Linked DNA regions of Homo sapiens: region 2 is linked to region 1. The links are chromatin contacts, found by Hi-C or POLR2A ChIA-PET in ENCODE. All regions are on one chromosome and are shown on one strand. Each heading gives the region's core, a stretch centred on a gene start or an enhancer-like site at or near the end of the contact. The rest is flanking DNA. Distances are from core to core; before and after follow the strand shown.

Region 1 (5,095 bases), core at 2,419-4,918:
ATTCCCTCCCCTGCCCCGTGGGACCCCTCAGCTGGCGGGCTGAGGGGGGCCTTGCCGGCGCCCGGGATTCCTCAGGGCCTGGAAGGTCTCAGCCCCCTGCCCTGGGTTGCAGGCATTTACAATGAAATATAAACAATCAAACCACGCGCAGAGGACAGAAATGTGGGGCGCGGGTTCAGGGCCGGGGCGCCCGCCGGTGGGGAGGGGCGCGGGCGGGCTCTAGTAGGCGTTCTCCAGCTCGGCCTGGTTGGCTTTGGCGCTCCGGGCGCGGGGCCGCGGCTTCCGGCCCTTCTGCGGCCGAGCGGCCTCGGTCCCGAAGTCCTTGAGCTCCGACTGGTTGTGGAAGCGGGTGAGGCGCTTGCACTTGCACGAGGCCACCAGGCGCACCTTGCGCGCGCGCGGCGCCTCACCACCGGGACACAGCAGCTGCACGCGCTGCGCGCGGTAGCGGTCGGGGATGCAGCGGAAGTCGGGCCCACTAGGTCGCCACCACTTGCCGCGGCCGATGGCGTTGGGCAGCAGGCGCGCCGGGCCGCACTGGCCGGAGCACACCAGCTCGGTGACCGGCTTGGCGCTGCGGCACGGCCCATCGGTCACGTAGCGGGTGAAGTGCAGCTCGCGGCAGCTGTACTCGGACACGTCTGTGGAGAGAGGCGCGCGTGAGGGTGGCCGCCCGCCTGGCCACCCCTGCCCTGGACCGGCCCGTCTCTCTCCACCCCAGCCCTGCTTTTGCCAAGCCTGTCTCCAGAGGCTTTTGCCCCTGAACATCTATTGCAGGAAGGTCCCAGATGCTCTAGAGCTGGTGGAAAGCTCTCCTGCGCACCCTGTCCCCTCGGAGCCAAATGACTGCTGGGGTTCAAACACCAGGGCTCCATCGCTCACTGCAGGTGTCATCTTGGGCAAGTTCCTTAACCTCTCTCTTCTTCCTGTCTGCAAAATGGGCCGCCCCAAGCATTGCGAGTTAATCCATTACACACGCAATGCAGAAAATACCATTTGGCACATATAGCTGAAAGCGTCGGCTGTTATGTATTATTATTATCATTTCTCTTCTGGGGTCTTCTTATGATTTAAGCCACACTTGTGCCGCAGGGTCCCTGGCCTGGGCAGGGTAAGTACTCAGCACACCTTCTGCCTGGCTCTGGCTTCTCCCAAATTCCTTTTCCAGCCACTTGGGAGGGGTGGACAGGGGATGGAGAAAGGAGTAGAGGTTAATTGAAGGTAATAAATCAGGGCAGCTGCTGTGGAGGCGAGGGACTGAAGGGGAGGTGATCAGGACAGGAATTCATTAGACTTGAAAGGAATCAAAGGCAGTGTGTCCAACCCCCTCATTATCAATGAGAATACTGAGGCCCAGCCAGAGAAAAGAACTTGCCCAAAAGGCTGGGCTGCATCTCCGGACTCCACTTCCCTGGGGTCCCAGCACCTTTTGGCTCCGGCAAGAGTGGAGGCTCTGCGTTCGAGCATCCATGGGAGGCTGGGCTGGGGGATGGAGCTGAGGGCTGCTTTTTACTGTCGTTACTTTCCTACCATAGGGGCCCTGAGCTCTGACCCAAAACCTACAGGTTCAGCTGCCACAAACATTGACCTGGCTCTCTGCTGGGCACATTTCTTGTTCTGTGTTATCTGAATGGGCGCCTCATGGTGATACTCCCTGGGCAGGCAGAGATTGGGCTCCGAGGCCTGGCCTGATCCCCTGCACACACCTTGACCATGTCTCCTATGGTGGACTTAGATGGGTGGGAGCTTTTTAAATAGCTGGTCGTCGTGTGAGTACCAGTCCACCCCCAAAGGTTTCATGGGGATAGTTCCAATGTGACAAGAAAGAATGAAAAATAGTCTTAAGACCAAACCAGAGAGGGGACAGAGAAGGCCACCCCCCACCCCCACTCTGAAGAGCAAGCACAGCAGGGGAGATGTGGCCACTGCCATCGTCTGGGGCTGCTTTCTGGTCTGTGGGCTGGTTTGCATCCTCACCTCTGCAGGGCTGGAATGTGTGTGTGGTCAGGGGGGCATTTGCCCAGGGAAGGGGGCATTTTGCGGCTTTTCGAGAATAGCGCCCCTAGGCCAGGCACTTCCTCTGCAGATCATGACTTTGTTTTGAGCATGTGGCTTCCTCAGGGGCTGTGGCCTCTCGTGGGAGTCCAGCAAGGTGGACATTTTGTGTTTGGGTTCCTTACAGCCCTTCAGGCAGTCGCTGGAGCCCAGCTGACCTTGCCTAGAAGGGGAGCTGTGGGGGGAGGCGCCCTTGTCCTCCATTTTGAAGACGGAGGGTCCTGGCTGGCCTCCCATGCAGTTGCCCTTTTTAGCACCCCATAGTCCCAACAGGTTGTGAGGCGGGGAGGGCTGGGGTCCAGGAGCCTGGGCAGTGGACTTCTCTGCCACCTGGATAATGGCCAGAGGACAGGGAAGCTCTTAGTCTGAAGTGTCATTTCAGACGCCCCCATGGCCTCAGGATTCCTGCCAATTATAGAGCCAGATGCACACTGTCACCTGGGCTTCTCTGTGCAGGCCTGACCAGGAACCCAGGGTTCCTCTTCCTTCTCCCTCCCCTGGAATGAGGCAAGGTTGGGACTGGGGTGGCTGCTGAGGACAGATGTCCCTACTCCTGCACAGAGGATGCTGCTCTCCCCTCCAGGGCCTGGACTCAGCTGCACCCATGTCAGGGGCTAAAACTGTGCCGAAAACTCCCATTCCTTCAAGTGCCAGCTCCCTGGGCAGGCCGTGGGCAATGCACACTGCAGGGGTGCCTCTCTGGCCTTCCTCCCCACTGCTTTGTGGAGATCTGTCCCCCACACCCCCCCACACACCAGGGCTATCTTGCAGTTGGATCAAACCAGGTTCACACCTCAGCTCTTCTCACTACCAAGTTACTGAGTGCCTGGAACCTGTTTCTTCCCCTTCGAGCTGGGGGTTCACCTCCTGGGGATTCCATGATGTGGGTCTGTGTGGTGGGGACAGCCACCACCAGCATAGAGTGTCCGGTGCCCCACAGGTGCTGTTCTGTGGATGGGAGGCTCCCTTACCTTGTTCCCTTCCCAGTGGTACCAGCAGCTGGACGTGGCTCCTATATTCCCAGGAGGAGATTCTTTGAAACCTTTTCTTTTCTGAGCCCCTGAGCCTGTTCTGATGCCCTGATGCCATACCCTCACCACCCCAGCGTCCTCCCTGCCCTGGGCTCTCACCAGCGTCTGTTGCCTCATGCCTCTGCACCTGAATTTGAAGGCTGCACCAGCGAGCCATTCTTCCCCCACCTCCAGGCAAGACTGTTCCTCGACCAGTGCTGGCAGAGGCCAGCAATCTTCACTGGGTCTACCCCAGTCTTCCAAGCCTCCCAAAGAGAAGTTTCTAAAACCTCCCCAGGATCTTTTACTAAGAATTCTCTCCTCCACCCCATACCTTTGGTCTCAAAGGGGTGGTGGGGAGGCCGCCCTCCGTTCTCCGCCCGGTTCATGGTCTTGTTGTTCTCCAGCTCCGGTGGAGGCTCGGGGTACTCTCCGAGCTCGGGGATGATTTCCGTGGCATCATTCTTGAACGCCTGCCACCCCTGGCCCTCCACTACACGGAAGGCTGTGTGTACCAGCAGGCAGACGAGACACAGGGCCAGTGGGAGCTGCATGGTACCAGCCAGAGGAGGGCACGCCACCTTCCAGTAGCACAGGCTCTGGTCTCCAGCCGAGACACGGTCGCCTTTTTAAAGCCCCTCTCTGCTTCATGCCAGCCAATGAGGACAGGCTGGGGCAGGGCTGGTCCCATGTTTCCCTCAGCCCCGGAGGGAGGGAAAGGGGTGTGCTCAGAGCAAACCCTCCCCAAAGACTTCTCCTCTAGCTCAGCAAACTTCCAAATTGCTGCTGGCACTCCCAGGTGACCCAGAGAGAGGGGGCGTGTGAGGCAAGGCCCAAGCCTGCTCTCCGGCACCTCCCACGTGCTGGCGGCTGTGGTTTTCAGATATCAAAATGAGCTCCGGCTTTTAATTGTCTGTCTCCCTGGGCCCTCGGGCATTCTCAAAACAAACTGTGGACCCGCTCAACAAAGAAAATGTGCAGTTCTGAGTGCTTCGCGGGGCTGAGCCCGGCCTATTCCATTTCTCAGGCCAAGTTCATTTGTCACCCCACCAACAAATGGCCCAAGGCGTTTCTGTTTGACCCCCATAGACCCAGCCAGAGGCAAAAAGATGCTTTTAAAGAAATCCCATTGGTCCCAACTCCACAAGTCTCAGCATTCATTGTCCTAACCAAGAAAGCCTCTCTTGGTATTCTCTGGAAGGCAAGAGAGAGAACTAGAGGGTCAGAGCAAGGGTGCCCGCTTGGGAGAGAGGGCAGGATTCTGGTTACAAATCGAGGATGCGCTGGTCACTCAGGCTCCTGTGGTGGACAGCACAGAGGAAATCCCAGCTCATGCTCCTCAGGGATCCTGTGCACTGTGACAGGCACTTCTGAGCCAGGGCACTCACTGTGGCTCGCAGGGTGATGTGCTGAAGACAGTCATTTCCCCAACCAGTCTGTGTGTGTGAGAAGACAACACCAAATTCCTTTCCTTAGCAAAAGCCACAGCCAGCGTTTTTAGTGCTGACATTTTATTTTCTTGTCTTCCAGCTGGTTACATTTTTCAAAAACAGTTTTGAGTCCTGTATGGAAAGCTTCATTGGTGCACACCACAGGATGTGTTCCATGAAGCCATCCCAGGACCAAGTGGTCACAAAGAAGCTAAGAGAAAATGCTGCCTTGGCCCTGCATATAATGAGCCACACAGGGCCGGGGCGGGGGGCGGGGGGGCAGGTAGAGGCGTGGGGGAGAAGGATTCACACCTGAGGTGCAAGAAGAGAAAGGAAGGCCAGAGGAATCTTTCATTGAAGACAGATTGTTTGAGGACAAGCAGCTCCTGTGAAGAGGCTGCCCAGATCCTCTGGTATTTTAACTGGGCAATGAATCAGCATGCCCCACCTGCAGAGCCTCTGCAAGTCCTTTGCCACCTGCCTCAACTTGCAAGTCGCTGTGTCCATCTGCAGCCGACTGTCCTCCTTTCCATCATCCATCATCCGACACATGAATGCAGCTGCTCTGACAGTTTTACAAGCCAGACAGAAGCCCCCTCA
Region 2 (5,118 bases), core at 2,157-4,656, 170 kb before region 1:
TCCCAATGCAAAGGCAGTTTCACCAATGCCCTGACCTGACAGACTTTCTCCTTGATCAAACCTGAGTCAGGGTCCTCTGGGTCCTCTTTTTGACAGCATCTTGACCTTGGGCTGTGTCCTTGGGCAATTTAGTCCAGTTGTAGCATGAATCCTGCCAGGCCCATTTAGCAAAAATCCCCTATCCTTCCTATCTGATGAAATTCCTCATCCTCCACCCTTGATATCGCATCACCCTGGCCTGCCTTCAGCAGGAATCCCCTGGCCTGAATGCTTCTCCTTAGTGATTTTCCATCCACTGACCCCACCCTGTTCCTTGGCTATAAATCTCCACTTGTCCTTGTTGTCTTTGATCGCTTTTCCCTATTGCCAAACCCCAGTGTAGCAGCCCCGCCCCCCTTAAATAAGATCTTCCTTACTGTCTTTAATAAGTGTTAAGAATAATTTTTTCTCAGCCGGGCACGGTGGTTCATGCTTGCAATCCCAGCACTTTGGGAGGCTGAGGCGGGTGGATCAGCTGAGGTCAGGAGTTTGAGACCAGCCTGCCCAACATGGTGAAAACCCATCTCTACTAAAAATATAAAAACTAAAGGCGGGCGTGGTGGTTCGTGCCTGTAAGCCCAGCACTTTGGGAGGCTGAGGCAGGAGGATCACAAGGTCAGAAGATCGAGACCATCCTGGCTAACATGGTGAAACCCCGTCTCTACTAAAAATACAAAAAATTAGCCTGGTGTGGTGGCGGGCGCCTGTAGTCCCAGCTACTCAGGAGGCTGAGGCAGGAGAATGGCGTGAACCCAGGAGGCGGAGCTTGCAGTGAGCCGAGATCGCGCCATTGCACTCCAGCCTGGGTGAGAGTGTGAGACTCTGTCTCAAAAAAAAAAAAAAACCATATATATATATATAGTTTATATATATGGTTTATATATATAGTTTATAGTTTATATATATGGTTTATATATATAGTTTTTATATATATAGTTTATATATACATATATATATAAACTAGCCGGGGGTGGTGGTGGATGCCTGTAATCCCAGCTACTCGGGAGGCTGAGGCAGGAGAATTGCTTGAACCCAGGAGACGGAGGTTGCAGTGAGCCAACACGGTGCCACTGGACTCTAGCCTGGGTGACAGAGTGAGACTCTGTCTCAAAAAAAAAGAATAATTTTTTCTTTAACAGAACAAATTGCCTCCCTGAGTCGGACCAGCTGCCCGTGGATCCTACGCTGCAGTCACACCAGACTCCTCATGTTGTGGGGTAAGTGTGTCCCCTTTCTTTCCTGCTTCTGTCTTTATACACACAGTCCCTTTCCTTTGATACGTTTTCTCCTCTCGTCTGCCTCTGAGCCAGCCCCAAGAGTCTTCTCCGTGCTTCCTGACTCCTCTCTGCTTAGCTGTTACCCCATTTGTTCCTCTGCACCATAGTTAAACCTATTTACAGGTCTGTGTCCCCCACCAAACTGTGAGCTCCTTGAAGGCAGGCGATGTCCATTTTGTATCCCCCCGAAAACCATCCCCCTACCCCCAGTACAGACTCTGGCACAAAATAGGCATTAAGTAAATGAATGAAGGAATGAATGGATGGAAAGGATGCCATTGTAGGGGGGAAAGAGTAATATCTATTACTTTTATTTAAAAAAAACTTTTAATTTCCACTTCTAGGCATATATCTTTTCCTTATCTGTCACAAAGTTCATGGCTTGAGATCCCTATAACAAAAGATAGATTAACAAGAGAAAAGCATACACATTTATATAATAAGTTTCCGTGACATGGGAGATGAAGACCCAGGGAAATAGGGAATACTGTGTATATTTTATGCTTAGGTTTAATGAGGAGTAGAGCGTTGTGTAGAAACATGATGGACGAGGCCAGGCGTGGTGGCTCACGCCTGTAATCCCAGCACTTTGGGAGGCCGAGGCGGGTGGATCACTTGAGGTCAGGAGTTCAACACCAGCCTGGCCAACAGGATGAAACCCCGTCTCTACTAAAAATACAAACAATTAGCTGGGCATGGTAGCGCACGCCTGTAATCCCAGCTACTCGGGAGGCTGAGACAGGAGAATTGCTGGAACCCAGGAGGTAGAGGTTGCAGTGAGCGGAGAACACACTACTGCACTCCAGCCTGGGAGACAGAGCGAGACTCCATCTCAAAAAAAAAAAAGAAGAAGAAATATGATGGAAGAAAGGGGGTATGATCTAATAGTAATCAACTTGGGGGAGCTTAGCAAGGCCTGTTTCTTCAGATTCTTCTCTGCTTCTTCATTCCTTTCCTCTGGATATAGGGAGGACCCCTCTGGAATGAGGGTCTTATGACCTACTTTAGAAGAAAGACAGAAAATTCTTTCATGATCTGCTTCAGGGGAGAATAGTAGCAGCAAGTCAGAGAGATCTTCCTCCTTCTGCTGCTTTTGCCGAGGTGCTGTATTTTGGGGTAGCATGTCCTGAACTCCATCACCATCTTGTTTGCCCCTTTAGGATCTGCCAGCAAGATTTTGAGCAAAATCCTAATCTCTGGCCTCATTTTAGAGCTTGTAGCATCAGGTTTGGAGGCTAGGGGTTCCTGGTGCCCCAGCACCAGAGAGGAGGGTGAGAAGGCCACCTTGGGAGAGCTGGGCCATTTCAGGGGAGGAAATTAAAACTAAATTGCATTAATTGGTTTTCATATTGAACCCTGCTTCTTAAGTGTGCTAAATGTCTGGTTAAACAAATAGCTAAAAAGATAGAATCACTTTGCTATCATTTTTTGTGGTAAGGGAAAAGACAAAAAAACAAAGATGTTGATTTAAGATATAGCCTAGGGCTGGGGGGCTGGGGGAAACCTGGTGAAGGCTCCTGTTGTTTGGGGTCGGAGGTCGCAGGAGCAGCGGCTGCCTGGGGATCAGGCTCAAGGTTCTGGAATGATGGAAAAACCTGGCCTGACGCTTTTCCTCAGCGGACCCTTCACTGGCTAACAGGAGCCAGCTGAGCGAACACAGAGGCGCTGTAACCGGCGCAGATCCCAGCTTCCTCTGAAATTTCCAGGCCTCTTTTTTCCTGTCGGATTCCAGACAGATGAAATTTTCCTGGCCCCGGCCCATTCCTGGCAGCATCTCCCCTCTGAATCATCATAAATCAGGGCTTGGCGGGGAGCGGTGGGATTTTCCTGATTTTCCTGATCGACACGCTGCTGCCCTGGTAAAATGGGGCTCCGTTTCCAAGGCTAAAAATAGCTCTGGGGTGCTTGCCTGAGTTCTCCCCATCGCAAGTTGCTGCTTCGTATTGTAAATATTCATATCTGTCTATGATTATTATTTCATCGAGAAGGGCTGTGGACGTGCAGATGCGGGCCGCTGGGGGCCTCGGTGGTCTGAAGTGACACCATTGTTCACAGGATCATATGCGGGGGCCTGTGCATTCCTCAAAGCCTCCATCATCCAAGGAGCCCCCAATTAATTTCAATACAAACACCGGATATGGCCTCCCCCGCGCCTTTGCAGCCATAACACATGAGGTCATGCTGCTTTGGTTAACCCGAGGAGTTGCAGAGTGAGATGGGGAGGCTTCTAGGCCCCAGGGGAGGCCTGGGGTATCTGCCCTGCCTGGTTTAGGCGAGGCTGTTTACTGCAATGGGGTCTACGGCACACCCACACTCTCTCGCCTTCCTTCACTCAGAAACTGAAATCTCTGATTCCCGATGTCTCTTCCCAGCCACTCTCCCCATCTCTAGCCACTTGGCTGCCAACCCACCACCCACCCCTGTGGTTCTTTGCAAACTCCTTACCCTCCGTGCTCTTGCATACACAGCTTCATTCACCTGGGGCATCTTTTTACCTCTTCATCAGGCTCCTTCTGGAAGATTCACCTCAGGAGTTTCTTCCTTCAGGAAGCATTTCCTGATCACTCCATTCAGGGTTAAGTACTGTTTTCTTGGCTGGGAGCAGTGGCTCATGCCTGTAGTCTTGGTACTTTGGAAGACGGAGGCAGGCGGATCACTTGAGCTCAGGAGTTCGAGACCAGTCTGGCCAACATGGTGAAACCACATCTTTACTAAAAATACAAAAATTAGCTGGGCACAGTGGTGCATGCCTGTAATCCCAGCTACTCGGGAGGCCGAGGCAGGAGAATCGCTTGAACACAGAAGGTGGAGGTTGCAGTGAGCCGAGATTGCGCCAATGCATTCCAGCCTGGGTGACAGAGTGAGACTCCATCTCAACAACAACAACAAAATTAAATTTAAAAAAAAAGTACTTGCTGGGCGTGGTGGCTCGCGCCTGTAATCCCAGCGCTTGGGGAGGCCGAGGCTGGTGGATCACCTAAGGTCAGGAGTTCAAGACCAGCCTGGCCAACATGGTGAAATCCCATCTCTACTAAAAATACAAAAAAGTAGCTGGGCATGGTGGCAGGCGCCTGTGATCCCAGCTACTCAGGAGGCTGAGTCAGGAGAACTGCTTGAACCCGGGAGGCAGAGGTTGCAGTATGCCGAGATCATGCCATTGCACTCCAGCCTGGGCAACAAGAGCAAAATTCCATCTCAAAAAAAAAAAACTACCACTTTCAGCCGGGCAGGGTGGCTCACGCCTATAATCCCAGCACTTTGGGAGGCCGAGGTAGGTGGATCACAAGGTCAGGAGATCGAGACCATCCTGGCTAACACAATGAAACCCCATCTCTACTAAAAATACAAAAAAATTAGCCAGGCGTGGTGGTGGGTGCCTGTAGTCCTAGCTACTCAGGAGGCTGAGGCAGGAGAATGGCGTGAACCTGGGAGGCGGAGCTTGCAGTGAGCCGAGATCACTGCAACTGCACTCCAGCCTGGGCAACAGAGGGAGACTCTGTCTCAAAAAAAAAATTCCACTTTCTCTTCTGTGTTCCTACAGCTTATTGATTCTCAAACATTAGCCCTCATCAGAATCGCATGGAGGGTTTGCTAAAACACCGATTGCTGGGCCCCTCCCAGTTTCAGAATCAATAGGTCTGAAGTAGGGCTTGCACATTTGCATTTCTAACAAGATCTCAGGAGACACTGATGCTGCTACAGCCCCCTGTGATCACTTCCTCCATTGGTGGAACTTACCCTGCTGTGCTGCAATTACCCGCCTTTTTCTTTTCTTTTCTTTTTTTTTTTTTTGTTTGAGACA

Evidence for each region. Hi-C counts contacts between places; a loop is a spot of excess contacts on that map. ChIA-PET counts read pairs that join two places held with the same protein, here RNA polymerase II (POLR2A). Pooled maps may share reads with other maps.
Region 2: a map of upper lobe of right lung shows a loop between it and region 1 (3-fold over the local background). The contact joins the enhancer-like site here to the promoter of SOST in region 1. A Hi-C loop is called at or near these places in 9 of 168 maps with a recorded cell type or tissue (CD14-positive monocyte, DLD1, GM12878 and 6 more) and 3 of 50 pooled maps. POLR2A ChIA-PET finds 5 or more read pairs at or near these places in 4 of 52 experiments (GM12878, H1, HepG2 and 1 more).

What each region holds. Positions count from the first base shown.
Region 1 is chr17:43,755,123-43,760,217 of GRCh38, forward strand. SOST (sclerostin) reads right to left here and starts at 3,669. Exons shown (of 2, transcript NM_025237.3): 1 at 3,400-3,669; 2 at 1-641. The coding sequence starts at 3,619. The coding sequence ends at 220.
Region 2 is chr17:43,588,910-43,594,027 of GRCh38, forward strand. No RefSeq gene overlaps it. Among named protein-coding and RNA genes, the nearest start is that of ETV4, 45 kb to the left of the region's middle. RefSeq lists an enhancer at 3,274-3,773. Within about 2 kb of position 3,407, at least 21 of the 41 ENCODE cell types and tissues checked have a DNase peak (open chromatin) inside an H3K27ac peak, as active enhancers do; they include upper lobe of right lung, where a contact is called at or near this core.